Regions from separate parts of the Homo sapiens genome. Here regions 2, 3 and 4 are each linked to region 1. Evidence: chromatin contacts called from ENCODE Hi-C or POLR2A ChIA-PET data. All regions are on one chromosome and are shown on one strand. The core of a region is the stretch at or near the end of the contact, and the rest is flanking DNA. Distances in the headings are between cores, read along the strand shown. Region 1 holds the start of ELP6 (elongator acetyltransferase complex subunit 6). Region 2 holds the start of WDR6 (WD repeat domain 6). Region 3 holds the start of IP6K2 (inositol hexakisphosphate kinase 2). Region 4 holds the start of PFKFB4 (6-phosphofructo-2-kinase/fructose-2,6-biphosphatase 4).

Region 1 (3,569 bases), core at 675-3,174:
TCTTATTTGCTGGGAAATGAGATGTTTGGTTGTGGCTTGGACAATGTACATGTTTTGTGTTCAACATGATTATGGAGTGTTCTAGTTTTGTCTTGATCCGTCACAATCAGTCTGATGTTGGTGTTTTATGAAATTGTTTATGCTCAACAGGAACACCAAGACCTAGCTGTGAGTGTCAGGCCAATTTTTTTTTCTCTTTCTCACATTTCAATAAGCATGAAACATCTCATTCTTGGCTGAAGGATCTACATCCCTTTGACACAGAGAAGCAGCCTTGATTTCCATCCCAGGTGCAGAGCTTCAGCTAACGATTACATTCCACATCGATCTTAACCTTGTAGTTTCCACAGAAATGACCCTGGGTCCCCTTTGCAGTCCACGCCAGATTAGGACTCCACACACAGCTGTGCTGTGCTTTGAGCATATCAAACACCGGTTCACTTAAATTTCACCTGAATTCGACTCTTTCCCAAATCATATAACAATTATTTTAGTGACTGTCAATAAACTTGACTTTGGTGGAATTACAGGTTTGTCCACTGATCTGAGGCTGATTGGGCTAGAACAAAACTATATACGGTATAATAGATATAAATGTTATGGAAAAAAATAAAAGCAAGGAAAAAGAAGTGTTGGGAAAGGGACAGTTTGTGATTTAAGTAAGGTGCTCAGGGAAGGCCTCACGAATAAAGTGACATCGGAGCAGAGACCTGAAGGAAGTGGGGAATTTTAAAATCAGCTTAATATCTGGGAAAAGGGGCATTCCAGGAAGAGGGAAGAGTTAGTATAAAGGCTCTGAGGACAGGCATACAGGGCGTGTTGCAACCACACTGTTTTTTAACGAAGTCTCACACTGCTGCCCAGGCTAGAGAGCAATGGCGTGATCTCGGCTTACTGCAACCTCTGCCTCCCAGGTTCAAGCGATTCTACTGGCTCAGCCTCCCGAGTGGCTGGGATGACAGGCGCCCCCCACCACGCCAGGCTAATTTTTTGTATTTTTAATAGAGAAGGGGGTTTCACTATATTGGCCAGGCTAGTCTCGAACTCCTGACCTCGTGATCCCTCCGTCTAGGCCTCCCAAAGTGCTGGCATTACAGGTGTGAGCCACCGCGCCCAGCCGCAACCACACTTTCTTAGTGAGACCCACCCTGACAACCTCTTTAATTCTGGAACCTACCCCTGCCCCCATTGGTACTCTCTAATCCCACTTTGCTTTTCTCCACACAACTTTTCAAGATATAATTCCGTGTCGGCCGGGCGTGGTGGCTCATGCCTGTAATCCCAGCACTTTGGGAGGCCGAGGCCGGCGGATCACGAGGTCGGGAGATCAAGACCATCCTGGCTAACACGGTGAAACCCCGTCTCTACTAAAAATACAAAAAATTAGCCGGGCGTGGTGGCGGGCGCCTGTAGTCCCAGCTACACTCGGGAGGCTGAGGCAGGAGAATGGCGTGAACCCAGGAGGCGGAGACTGTAGTGAGCCGAGATCGCGCCACTGCACTCCAGCCTGGGCGACAGGGCAAGACTCCGTCTCAATTAAATAATAATAATAATAATAATAATAATAATAATAATAATAAATTCCCTGTCCTTTGTTTTTGTTCATCGATGTAGCCCAAGCTCCCAGGAGTGTGGGGCATACAGAAGGCGCTTGACAGCCACGTGTGGAGAAAAGGAGCCCGGGGCTGGGCAGAGAGCGAGGCCAAGGGAAGAAGAATACTCGGTCGCGTGGAGCCTTGGGGGCCCACTGGGAGGGCTCGGGCGCCACGCAGATCTGCGCGGAATGAGCCGCCAGAGGCCGCTGGCAGTCGCACAGAGAAGCCCATCGTTTCCTACCACCTGGGACTCGACGGACGTCTACGCGCGTGCGCAGCGGTCCCATCGAGGCACCCGCCTCATTGGCTGTGGCTGGCTCGCAAAAGTGGCATTGCGCATGCGCGCTTCCTTGCGCGAGCCGGGCTGTCGGGTGTGTTTTGCTCTCCAGCCTCCGTCGTCTCTGCAGCACTCCGGGTTCTCCTCCAGAGCGCTAGTCCCAGGAGCTCGGAATGTTCGTGGAACTTAATAACCTGCTTAACACCACCCCCGACAGGGCGGAGCAGGTAAGAGGTCCCGCTGGCCGGAAGGGGGCGGGACCTGGCAGGGCAGCGGAATACTGCATCCGGGAGGCGGTGCGCACGACCCCGGGGAATGGCGCGACGACCCGGCACGGGGTACCTGGGAGTTGTAGTCCGCAGAGGATCGACCCGGGGATTGGACTGGAGGCTTGGGCCCGCCGAAAGTGGGCTTCTGGGCCATCTCGCATATTCTCAACGGCTGTGCGTGTCCTTAAAAGTCCCTGGGAAGCGGCCGGGCGCGGTGGCTCACCCCTGTAATCCCAGCAGTTTGGGAGGCCGAGGCGGGTGCATCATCTAAGGTCAAGAGTTCGAGACAAGTCTGGCCAAGATGGTGAAACCCCCGTCTCTACGAAAAATACAAAAATTAGCCGGGCGTGGTGGCTCATGCCTGTAATCTCAGCTACTCGGGAGGCTGAGACAGGAGAATTGCTTGAACCCGGGAGGCGGAGGTTGCAGTGACCCGAGATCTCGCCACCGCACTCCAGCCTGGGCGACAGAGCGGGACTCCACCTCAAAAAAAAAAAAAAAAAGTACCTGGGAAGCATGGCCGACAGTGGGGTTGGGTTATATTCGCGGACGTGAACTGTGGCGCGCTGTGCATGTTCACTGGGGTGGGGGGTCCCAGGCGCTCAGAGGAGACTGCAGAATAGGCCCGAGAGGAGAGGGGAGTTCGTTTCGCCGCCGTCTTCATGGGCGAGCTTCCTAACCGCCACCTCGCCCCGGAGCAATTGGCACATTGTATTGAACGCTGCTGTTCTTCTTACTCTTCCTCCTTGTGATCTCTAATAGAACTGTTAGAAGCAGGACAGAGCCAAATTGGCTTGGACCAAGTCCGTCTTGGGCACCCCAGGCTGGCCTGTTCTCTCCACCCTCCTCACACTCCGGGGTACCTTGAAACCTTTCACATTTTAACGTAGGAGTAACCTCTTTCAGGAGTGTATCTTTTGGCTTATTTATTTATTTATTTATTTTTGATGGAGTCTCGCTCCCTCGCCTGGGCTGGAGTGCACTGGCGCGATCTCGGCTCCCTGCAACCTCACCTCCCGGGTTCAAGTGATTCTCCTTATTCAGCCTCCCAAGTAGCTGGGATTGCAGGCGTGCGCTACCACACCGGGCTAATTACTTGGCTGATTTTTTTTTGTATTTTTTGTTAGAGACGGGGTTTCACCATGTTGGCCAGGCTGGTCTGGAACTCCTGACCTCAGGTGATCCGCCCGCCTCTGCCTCCCAAAGTGCTGGGATTACAGGCGTGAGCCACCACGCCCAGCCTGGTTTATTCATAATCTTTGTCTTCCTAATGAAATGGTAAACTCCTCCAGGCAACCAGGATACTAAGTGTCTAAAGCCTTTTTATGACCCCATAGCGCCAAATTGTAGCTTTCAGTAGATCCTTGTGGATTTTAGTTGCCAGGCAGTTCTTGTCCAGATGACTCTGATTACCTTGCCAGTTACCAC
Region 2 (3,569 bases), core at 58-2,557, 1.5 Mb before region 1:
GTGGCCTCTGCTCGCTTGTCCAGCTTCCTTTCCTCCCAGACTCCATTCCTGCTCTAACTTCACAAGAATTCCCTCCTTCCCCCAAAATGACAGATTCTTCCAGCCTCAAGGCCTTTGGCATGCTTACCCTCTTGCCAGGAACTCACCCCTTTTCCTAGTTCACTCTTGTGGTTCTTTGAGTTTCTGCTTCGTTGTTCCCCCTCAAGGAGCCTTAGGAGTTTAGCTCGCGGTAGGAACTCCGCGCTCCAAGAACCCCCACACCAGATCAAAACTGGATCATCCCCACCCCATACACACACCCTCTTAGGACTGGTGGCAACTCACTCAAGGCCTGACCGCCAAGGCCCTGCCTCAGGACCCTTATACAACTCAGCAGCACCAACATGGGTCATTAGTGGCTTCATGTAATGACTGTTCGAGACCAGCCTGGACTCTGACACCTCAGGTCCCAGGCCTCGCCTGTCCTTTGCGACCCGGTTCTCCTTGGAGGGACCTCCACACCTGATTTCCTGGACCTCAACCATCTCAGGAGGGGGTCTCAGCCCCTGCTTCCCCGGGCACCGCCCCCTACTCGGAAAGGTCTTATCCGCCGTTTTCCGCGACGCCACCCTCCTCAGAGGATCTTCACCCCCACCTTAGGGGGAAGAGACTCATCCCGCCCTCGAGAGGCCACACCCTTGCCCTCTCCCGGCCCCGCCTTCCCCAAGAGGCCACACCCCCTGAGGGGCCGGGGCCGCCTCCGCCTCCTCCTCCTCCTCCTCCCTCCGCCCCCCCCAGCTCGGCCCCGTCTCCTTCGGAGAGGCCAAGCCCCCGCCCATCTCCTAGAAGGGAGCACACCCCCTCAACCCTCAGCTCCCGGGCCTCCGCCTCCGCCTCCGCGCGGCCGCGTTCCCCTGCACCCTCCCGCGGTTCCACCCGCCCTTTCCACGCGGGCTGAAGTTTATGAAGCGCCGCGGCGGCCACATCAGCTTTGTCTCTCGGGCCCCGCCCTCTTCAGGTTGGCCCTCGTCCCCGCCATCTCCGGGGCTCCCTTCCCACCTCCGATCGGCCTCAACCTGCTGCCCGTCCTTCTCCTCAGGGCACCCCTTTTGTCCCTGTGGCACCGCCCCTGGGAGGCGCTGTTTCTTTCCCCCTTTCCACCAGGCGTGCCTCAAGCCAAGCCTCACCCGCCAACAGCCGGTCCCCCACGCACTCCAGACCCGTCACTGGGAGGAGTATAAGCTCCGAGGTTGCCCGCGGCCAAACGTAGTCCTCGAGAGCGTCCATGTCGATCCTCGAGGTGCTGAGGCAGCCACGGCTAAGAAGGGAGCTGAACTCTCGCGAGAACGAGCCTTCCCAGCGCGCCGCGCTGCCCATCAACAGCGCCCTCAGCTACAGGTAGCAGAGACCAGGGCGCCCGCGGCGGTTGTCCAATGACGACCCTTCGTCCCACGCAATCCAGCTCATCATTGGCGGGGCCCGCGGAGGGGCATCCCGCCCCTCGCCCCCTCACGTGACGCTTGCGGGGCGCTCCCAGCTGCCAGCCCGCTGCACCTATCGCGGACTCTGTTTCGCCGACCCGGAGTTTGTCGGGCCCGGCGGCTCGAACCTTGTGGTTTTTTATTTGACGGGGCAGATGGAGTCAGTACACAATAAATAACATGAATATAGGAACTGCGCCGTATCGCGGCTGGCGGGGTGGGGCAAGACATTGGCCAGACCTTTAGTCTGCAGCAGGACAGAAGGACAGCCGGACCCCTGATCTTGGGCAACTGGCGACCCGCGGCTGGGAACCGGGGCTAACTCTTCCCTCAGAGTTCCACGCGCGCATCGCGGTAGGCCCGGTCCAGAGCCCACTCGGGCTGTGAGTCGGTGCCCCCTTCTCGGGCAAGGCGGGCCATCTCCTGTTGGAACAGCGCTTGCCGCGCTCGGCTGGGGTCCACATTAATCCAGTTGTTGGCAATCCACTTGGTGCCGCGCGTGACCAGGCAGCCCCCGTGCAGCGAGTAGTCGTCTACGTCACCCACCCAACCTAGAAGAGGAGGGTGACGTGAGATCCTAGGCTGGGCTGGCCAGAGCTTGGCCTCATAGGCACCAAGAGCATGACCAAGGTGGGTCCAGCTATGCATTCCTTGTGTAGCAAACACCCAGACCTAAAGCTTCCTTGGAGGCTCCTCATCTCAGCCCACTAATGTATAGTCAACACTACTGGCCCTCTGAAACCAGCTTTCTTGCTGTTGGGCCTGTCCATATCCCTTCCCATCCTGGGTTAGCAAGGGACATGTGTCCCAAGCCCCAGGGAGTAGGAAGGCTGGGGCATCAGGGAATGATAGGGATGGATATAACCCAATAAGCAGTACAGGTCCTGGGGCAGTCTGCTAAAGTCACTAAGGATGGCCTTTGGGAGGCACCAGGAGCAGAAAACTATTTGGAAAGCAGCCAGAAACAGCCCTCCATTGTGGCAGACGGGGGCTGGGTAAAGGGAAGCTGTACTCAGGGCACCCCCCCCAGGCCTGGCCATAGGCCCTCACCTTGCCCATCAGGCAGGTAGTTGTACCAGAAGACTGCTGTGCCCTGTTGGGGCTTGACACGCAGGTTTCCCTTGTCACAGTGCCTCCGTGTGTCACGGAGGTCCACGTCATCCTGAATCAGACTCTGTGGGCAGCAGGGTGGTGGGGTGTTCAACCTGTCCCCACTCTATGGCCAGGCCAGCCAAGGGTGACCAAAGGGAAACCAACCAGATATGCCCAAGGAATAATTTGGGCCCACATCCTTAGACCTGGAGAGGTGTGTACTTCACTTGTCTAAGCCCCTGCCAGCCCACAAGAGTAATAGCCCAGTTGACCCTTACCATTTCATCGTAGGTTCTGTTATCTGCTACAGGGAAAACAGTCTCGCCCCCACCAGTGACGTTGTTCAAATAAAACAGCACTGTCATGTAGCTGTAAGGCAGGGGGGGCACTGAGCAGGTCCCCAGTTGTGGATGCTCCCAGGGGCTTACCTGTGGGCAGGATAAGCTGCCCAGGTTCCTGTTGCCAGGGACCAGGACAGACTAGGATGGGAGACAATAGGGCAGGCCAGTGCCAAAATGTCCCTAGCCCCTCCTTCCCCGAAACCCAGTCTCTTACTGTGAGTTGCAATGGTTTTTTGGCCAAGATCACAGGTGCACTTAGTTAAATGCCATGGCCCTGAGCAAGGGCCTGGCAGGGAAAGGTAGGCTAGCAGAAGCAACAGGGCGCGCTGAAGGGCTCCTTGGGGATGGGAAGGGGCTGGGCCAGAACAGCCACCTGAAGAGGAAAGAACTGGCTTGACAGGGGAGGGAGGCACAGCTTCAGCTTCTCTAAGTGGAATCAAGATCAACACCTGGAGGAATGGGCAGGACAAGCTAGGGGCCCAGCCTTGCCCCTTGCTTCAGAACTCAGGGGGCAAGTTTTGGTGTCTGTGGGTACATCAGTCTGTGTTGACTCCAGTGGTCACGATGACCAGTAGCCACCCCTTTCCAGCCATTGGGTAAACAACTTGTGGGGAGAGGTGAGGGCATCACTAACCGGGATAACCCAGTGATCTCCTGGCCCCATGCCAAGGGGCAC
Region 3 (3,569 bases), core at 439-2,938, 1.2 Mb before region 1:
TGAGCAGCAAGGCCAAAAGCTGGCCGGGGAGATACAGTCGGGGGGGTGATAGGGAATTATGAAGGTCCTGATGTCTCTGGTTTTCCCTTGGGGAGGAAGTACTCCAGGGTTCTGAGCAGGGAATGGGAGGATCTGACTCATGTATTCACAGGCTGATGTGTGCAGAACAGACTGAAGGCATCAGGGGCAGCAAGAGGAGACCAGGAGGCAGCTGTGACATTGCACTCAAGAGAAATGGTGGCAGTTTGGACTCAGTGAAAGGTATGGAGGTGGCAAGAAGTGATTTCATTCTGGGTAGATGATGCTGATGGAGACAGCAGACCTTCCTGGTGCACTGAATATAGATGGGAAAGAGAGTAGTCAAGGGGTACTTTGAGGTGTTTGACTTGAGCAATAAGAAGGGCTGAGATGCTATCACTCAATTTGGGGAAAGTGGGGTGAAGTAGGTTTGGCGGATGAGCCAGTGTTAGGGTAGCACAAGTTGCGTTTGAGATGCCAGCAACTGGAAGTCAGAGTGCAGATGTCTAGTTGACAGTGGGACTAGTGAATCTGCCACTCAGGAAGGGTCTGGACTGGACAAACACTTTTAGGAGTGATTGACATGTAGGTGGCATTTGAAGTCATGAGCCTGGATAAGATTTTGGAAGAGTGAGTGTAGACAAAGAGAAAACACACAGATGAGAAACTGGTGAGACTGGAGGAAACCAGGAGGACATGGAGCCCTGGAAACCACATGCTAAGGTGAGAGGAGCTGCTCACAGAAGTCTCTCCTATCCACTGTTATAAGGTCAGGGATATTTATTTATTTTCCTTTTTTGTTCACTGCTGTATTTCCAATACCGAGTGTAAGTGCTTAATAAATACTTGTTGAATTAAAAAGTGTATGAGTGAATTTACACCTTTGCAAATGCCCAGTACACAGGGCTGCAACATTGTTCTCCTTTACAGAAAGAGCAGAGATCAGGTAGGAGGCTCTGCCCATTCTCAGTGGCACTAACCCTCTCCTTTGCCTTTCACAGCTATGCTGACATTCACTCAGGTGAGAGCCCTTCTGTCCAACACAGGCCCAAGACAAATGAGCCTCAGACAAGCCCTGTGGTGTGGTGCTTGGTGGGAGCTGGGTTGGGCACTGGGTCATCCACCAGTCCCCAGAAAACTCTATGGCCACTTCTCTGTCCACCCTTCCATATCTAATAATCTGTCTGTCTGTATCTATAACCATTTCTTTGTCCACCGTCTACAGGCACTCTTTTGTCCCTCTTTCCGTCTATTCACATCCAGTCTTCTGTCCATCTGCTAGAGTGACCAACTTCCCAGTTTGTAGTGGACTGTCTCTGTGTTAGCATTGAAATTCCTGCATCCTGCGAAATCGCTCACTACTGAACAAACCAAGACTGTTGGTCAATCCATCTGTTTCCCAGGTATCCTGCTGTCCATCGGCCCGCAGCTAGTCTATCCACCCAACCGCCCGTCAGACCTCCGGCCCACCCTCCCAGACGGAGGACAATGCTCCGCCCTCTCTGGCCCCGCCCCCAGTCACCGCCTTTTCCGGAAGCTGCTGCAGCGAATCCTGGCACCCTAGCAACAGCGCCTTTCAGGCTGTCCAGTCCGCGTGCGCAGCTCCTAGGACGAGCCAATAGTGAGGGGCACCGGGAGCGAGGTGCAGGGGGCGGGGCTCGGCCTGGCCGCAGCCATTTTGGTGCGAGAGAAACAATAGGACGGAAACGCCGAGGAACCCGGCTGAGGCGGCAGGTAAAGCTCGCGTCCTATGGCCCTAGTGCCCGAGGAGCTTTGAGGGAGATTTTTTCAGGCTACTGGGAAACGGGATCTCTGATCATTGGAGTCTCCCAGGTTATTTGGGAAAGACTTCTTCCGTGGTCATTGTGGGGGAAATCTCCCGGGGTCCCTGTGGATTCGATTTCCCTGGGTCATTTGGGAGGAGGGTTTTTCTTCTGATCATTGGGGGAGGGATTTCCGTGGTTTTGGGGGTCCAGCATCCTCCCCGGTCATTGGAGGGGGTCTCCCGGGTTTGGGGGAGGGCAGGATCTTTCCTGGTCATTGAGATCTCCCCGGGTCTTGGGAAGCGCAAGATCTACGGTGTCATTGAGGGGTCTCCCCAGGTCATTGGCGGCCACGATCTCCCCAGATATTTGGCGGGTGGAGGGGTCTTCCCGGATCTTTGGATAGGGAGTCAGCTCAGCGCCTCAGGTACTGTTACCTGGGGTCGGCAGATGTGCAGCCATTTTGAGTGTTGAATGCCATTTGGGCCCGTCAGATGGTGTTCGATGAGGGAATCTACACACTTAACCTTATTATAGAAAAAATGCCTTTAAATGGATAAGAGGACACCTTTATAGTGATATTTCCACTCTTTACGTTTGATTACAGACCGCTTTTGTCTTTTGCATCCTAATGGCTTATTTCATTTTAGGATTGTATTCGTTCTCATATATCAACTAAGCTACACTAGCAGAAAAGTGAGTGAAAATAAAATGTAGAAACCAGTAAAATCCAGTGCTCTTAAATACCAGGGAAAACAGAACTAGTCACTGCTTGGAATTAAACATTTCCGTAGCAGAATGTACACAGAACAAAAAATCATCTTGAATAGTTTTAAGAAAAAGTACTGGCACTTTGGAACGTGGTAACAAAAATGTTGTAGATCATCGGTTCTATGATATTTTTAATAGAGGACCATGATTACAGTAATTTTGTTGAATTCTAGTGTTTAAAATGTTTGCTGTATTTGCAGTTGTAGCCAGGTAATATTTTAAGTGAACTAAGATGCTTATTTATATAGGTTGTTGCTGTGGGGTTTGTATAATTGCATCGTGTAACTTGGGTGTTAAGTATTTAAAGAGAAGCTTCAGGGTGTTGTTTTAACTTTAGCCACTATCAGAGTTAGAAAGGGCCAAATGAATACTTTATCACATTTGACATAATAGGCAAATTGATGGCCTAGTAACTTTTTTTTTTTTTGAGAAAAAGTTAAACTGTTAACTGTCATTTAAAATTTTTTTTCTATTTTCTGTGGTCTTGTCTGACATTGTCATTTCGATAGATTTACCTGCTTTGTGACTTTAGAATTCACAGGCATTGTTAGAAATCAAATGGAGAATCACTTGAGCCCAGCAGTTCAAGATCAACCTGGGCAACATAGCAACACCCTGTCTCTACAAAAAAAAAAAAAAAAAGAGAGAGAGAGAAAGAAATGAAATGGATAAGAACACTGACTAGAGTTAATACAATTGTAGAAACTAGCTTTTTGTTTGTTTGGTTTGTTTTTTATGCAGGGCCTGGGTAGGGAGGGAGCAAGGCAGGGACCTGGGAGATCTAGAAATCAGTGTAACAGATATAATAGATTTCTTTTGTGTTTCAAAGCTTCCTAGGTGACAGACAGGTACACTGTATGCTAGCCCTGTATCTGTCTGAGCAGTGGAATGTGCCAGGAAAGAAGGAGCAACCACTGACTGATGAACCTTTGCCAGTCTCCCTTCCAAGAGGGATGCCAGAGCCTTCTGTAAGCTCCTGAGATGTCACTGGTATCTAGGCAACAGGGATGAGCCTGA
Region 4 (3,569 bases), core at 649-3,148, 1.0 Mb before region 1:
TCTGCCTGGGGCAGGGTGTTCCCAGGGCAAGCAGCTAGAGCTGGTTTGGGGGAGGGTCCAGATGGGCTTCCAGCATGTGGACCTTTGGAATCTTCAGTTCCTATGAAGTGGGCAAGACATCTGTGTCAGTCATCTTAAGGGTCCTTGCCAAGCTTTAAAGAGCTGGGTGGACTTGGACTGATCCAAGGCAGGGCTGTGGCAGGGAGGGCATGGGAGGGGGTGCTACACCTATAGCCCACGAGGCCAGTCTTGTTGCCAGTCCCATGCCCTCAACACCTGGCTCCTGGCTGGGTACACACTGGGCAGAGAGAACCTGAGGATGCAGGGCACCTGCCAGGGGTGTTGTGGATGACATCGCTAGAGGGCAGTGTGGCTCAGGTTGAAGCCGTGTTGGTGGGGGCTGGGGCAGAGAGTGTACAAAGCTTGGAGAGGCGGGGCTGGGGATCCCGAGGAGGCGGGAAACTGCAGGAGTCCGGTGGGGGCCAAACAAGAAAGTGAGCCAGGGGTTTAGGAACTTCTGGATCTCTCCCTTGTTCCTTGTCCCCAGTGCATTTTCAAAGACAAGAGGGAGATACAAATATAGTAAAAGGCAACCATAACGTATTTTAAAATGAATTTCTTAGAGATTGACATACTTAATTTATACTGTAATACTGTAAGATAGACAATGTGCACATCCCATTTTCCTGAAGAGAAAATGTTATTAACATATTATTTTCAAAAAATATGTAAAACTTTAGTTAAAAAAACCAAAATACTAAAAATCAAAAAAAAATTGTAAAAAATGAAATTCTGGAAAGACGATTAAGATACTCCCAGGGCTTAGTGAGTACCCAAAGTACTTGGTTACTAAGTGCCACGCACGGCCGGGCGCGGTGGCTCACGCCTGTAATCCCAGCACTTTGGAAGGCTGAGGAGGGCGTATCACCTGAGGTCAGGAGTTCGAGACCAGCCCGGCCAACGTGGTGAAATCCCGCCTCTACTAAAAATACAAAAATTAGCAGGGCGTGGTGGTGGGCGCCTGTAATCCCAGCTACTTGGGAACCCGAGGCAGGAGCATCCCTTGAACCCGGGAGGCGGAGGTTGCAGTGAGCCAAGATAGCGCCATTGCACTCCAGCCTGGGCAACAGGAGCGAAACTCCGTCTCAAAAAAAAAAAGTCCCACGCATTTGCTCCCAGCAGCCAAAGCAAAGAAAGAGGAACAATATTGAAATGTGTTTTGAGTCTCTATCCATGAGGTAAAAGAGCTTTTCCAGCGTGGTTGAGCATGCTCCTATGGACGGCGGAAGAGTCCCGGGGCTCGGAGCAGTCAAGGGGGACCCCGAGGAGGGGCAGGAGGGCGCAGCGGAGTTGACGGCTGGGACTGCAGGCCTACTGGCCCCTGTCGGCTCTGACCAACCTGGCCGTGCGGGTCACGTAGGCCTCGTCCCACTGCATGAAAACCCCTCCCTCCTGGGGGCCCTGGGCTCCCTAGCAAGGAGGTAGCAGAATTCACGCGTGCCGCTGCTCAGGGATGCAGCGCCAGGGCGGAGCCCGTAGGTGGGGCCTATGCAAATCAGCGCGGGCAGGTTGGGAGAGCTGAGTTTGCGCATCCGGGGCGGGCCTGCACAATCCGGGCCTTGAACTGGGGCGGGACCAGTACAATCCGGAGTTGAGCATGCGCATTCTCGATCCTGGCCTGAAGAACTGGGCCCACTTGTTCCAAAACGGGCGGGTAGGTGAGTTGGGCATGCGTGGTCGGAGGCCGGGCCCCTTTCAGCTGGGGCGGAGCCTACTCACTCTGGGGCGGGACCTGCGGGAAGATAGACATGGGCTGTCGCGGCTTGAGGAGGGGCGGGGCCCAAGGGGCGGGACCTCGGGTGGCCCGAGGTGGCCCGGCTGCTGGGTTGGAAGCGGCGCAGTCCGACTCATCCCGGCCCCGGGATGGCGTCCCCACGGGAATTGACACAGAACCCCCTGAAGAAGATCTGGATGCCATACAGCAATGGGCGGCCCGCTCTGCACGCTTGCCAGCGCGGTGGTGAGGCGGGGTCCTCTGGGAGGAGGTGGGAGGTGCACCGGGATGGGTGGGTAGGGCGGCCTGGGCGGGGGTCTCGCATGGAGAAGGGGCGGGAGACAGATGGGGAACCGGGGACAGGTGAGGTTGCCGTGACTGGGGAGGCTGCTGGGGACAGGTGAGGCGGTCGTGACAGTGGTGGGCCAGAGACAGGTGTGGCAGAGCAGGGGGCGGGGACAGGTGTGTGGGGGCATATCGGCTTGGCGGTGGCTAGGTCTGGCCACCATCACCTCGGGGAGGGCTCTGGCCCCCTCGCTTCCCTCTCCAATCCCCATCGCCCCCAGTCTGGGGAGGACCCTGTGGGCACCCCAGGCCCTTCCCTCTCTCCTGGCCAAGGAGTGTGGGCCGGGTTGTTGGACTGGAACTGAGCTGTGTGGCCCTAGGTGAATTACTTGGCCTCTCTGAGCCCAGAACTTTCAAAGGTGGGCTAGTTTTCCAACAGGAGGAAGGGTGCCTCTTGGCCTTAAAGCTGAGCTTGGGCAGGAACTTCAGCAGAGATGTGCTCAGGATAGAGACAGAAAAGTATGCCGTGTGGGCCTGTGTCTGTGTCCCGGGACATGTAAGTATCCACCTGGGGTCATGGGTGTACAGTAAAACTGGAGAGTGAAACAGCTAGGAGAATGCTGAAATTCATGGAATTGTTAAGGGGCTCACCTCTCCTAGGGTCCCAGGTGTTTAAACCGCTTCCTTGAGTTTCTGCCTGTCCTTAAATGAGCTGGCAGTTTTTTTTTTTTTTAAGAGATGAGTCTCGCTCAGTGGCCCAAGCTGGAGCAAGTGCAGTGGCGCGATCATAGTTCACTGCAGCCACGACCTTCTGGGCTCAAGCAATCCTCCCACCTCAACCTCCCGATTAGCTGGGATTATAGGTGCGCCACCACACCCAGCTTTTTTTTTTCTTTTTTCTTTTTTTTTGTAGAGACAGGGTCTTGCTATGTTGTCTGGGCTGGTCTCCAACTCATGGCTTCAAGTGGATCCTCTGGCCTCGGCCTTCCGAAGTGTTGAGATTACAGGCGTGGGTCCTGGCCTGCAACTTTTTTATTACCAGGAAAAGAAAGATTTGTTTTAGGAGTAACTGAAACATTGTAATGAATTTGCAGCTTGTCCAGCACCTCAGAGAACATCTAGTTTAACAGACAGTGAAATGGAGATCAGGAGATTGAGTGACATGCCTGGGTCTCCCTGTGATCCTGCCTCTGCTTATGTATGATAAGCAAGGGGAGAGTTCTTTGTGCTCATCCTGCTGCAGCAGCCTGGAGCCATGGCTTTGATCATGATATGAGTCCTGGGGGAAGGGTGTGTGTATTTCTGGCCACACTGTGAGTCCTGGCAGGGGAAGGCCATGTTTCTGACCAGACCAAGTCGTGGTAACTCATGGCTTTGATTGTGATGTAGGTCCTGGTGGGGCTGTGCTGTCTATAATGCACACTCAGTCCTGAGGGCTATGGCCACCCCTCCTTTGAGACTCTTCTGGAGGCGGGGAGGCTGAGCCAGTCTGTGTTATTAGGGCTGTGTG

The links. Hi-C counts contacts between places; a loop is a spot of excess contacts on that map. ChIA-PET counts read pairs that join two places held with the same protein, here RNA polymerase II (POLR2A). Pooled maps may share reads with other maps.
Region 2: a loop to region 1 is called in a map of CD4-positive, alpha-beta T cell, with 7 times the contacts of the local background. The contact joins the promoter of WDR6 here to the promoter of ELP6 in region 1. A Hi-C loop is called at or near these places in 1 of 168 maps with a recorded cell type or tissue (CD4-positive, alpha-beta T cell) and 4 of 50 pooled maps. POLR2A ChIA-PET finds 5 or more read pairs at or near these places in 1 of 52 experiments (SK-N-SH).
Region 3: a pooled map shows a loop between it and region 1 (6-fold over the local background). The contact joins the promoter of IP6K2 here to the promoter of ELP6 in region 1. A Hi-C loop is called at or near these places in 5 of 50 pooled maps. POLR2A ChIA-PET finds 5 or more read pairs at or near these places in 3 of 52 experiments (GM12878, H1 and activated T-cell).
Region 4: a loop to region 1 is called in a map of naive thymus-derived CD4-positive, alpha-beta T cell, with 8 times the contacts of the local background. The contact joins the promoter of PFKFB4 here to the promoter of ELP6 in region 1. A Hi-C loop is called at or near these places in 1 of 168 maps with a recorded cell type or tissue (naive thymus-derived CD4-positive, alpha-beta T cell), 3 of 37 single-sample maps with no recorded cell type and 8 of 50 pooled maps.

Annotation. Positions count from the first base shown.
Region 1 is chr3:47,512,067-47,515,635 of GRCh38, reverse strand. ELP6 (elongator acetyltransferase complex subunit 6) reads left to right here and starts at 1,924. Exons shown (of 7, transcript NM_001031703.3): 1 at 1,924-2,099. The coding sequence starts at 2,046. RefSeq lists enhancers at 1,960-2,069, 2,400-2,509.
Region 2 is chr3:49,005,129-49,008,697 of GRCh38, reverse strand. WDR6 (WD repeat domain 6) reads right to left here and starts at 1,307. Exons shown (of 6, transcript NM_018031.6): 1 at 1,167-1,307. The coding sequence starts at 1,266. It overlaps P4HTM (prolyl 4-hydroxylase, transmembrane), which reads right to left. Exons shown (of 9, transcript NM_177939.3): 7 at 2,831-2,921; 8 at 2,511-2,634; 9 at 1,545-2,011. The coding sequence ends at 1,791. RefSeq lists silencers at 633-812, 1,353-1,402 and an enhancer at 1,541-2,529.
Region 3 is chr3:48,715,340-48,718,908 of GRCh38, reverse strand. IP6K2 (inositol hexakisphosphate kinase 2) reads left to right here and starts at 1,688. Exons shown (of 6, transcript NM_016291.4): 1 at 1,688-1,752.
Region 4 is chr3:48,555,132-48,558,700 of GRCh38, reverse strand. PFKFB4 (6-phosphofructo-2-kinase/fructose-2,6-biphosphatase 4) reads left to right here and starts at 1,898. Exons shown (of 14, transcript NM_004567.4): 1 at 1,898-2,020. The coding sequence starts at 1,924. RefSeq lists enhancers at 1,186-1,275, 1,406-1,495.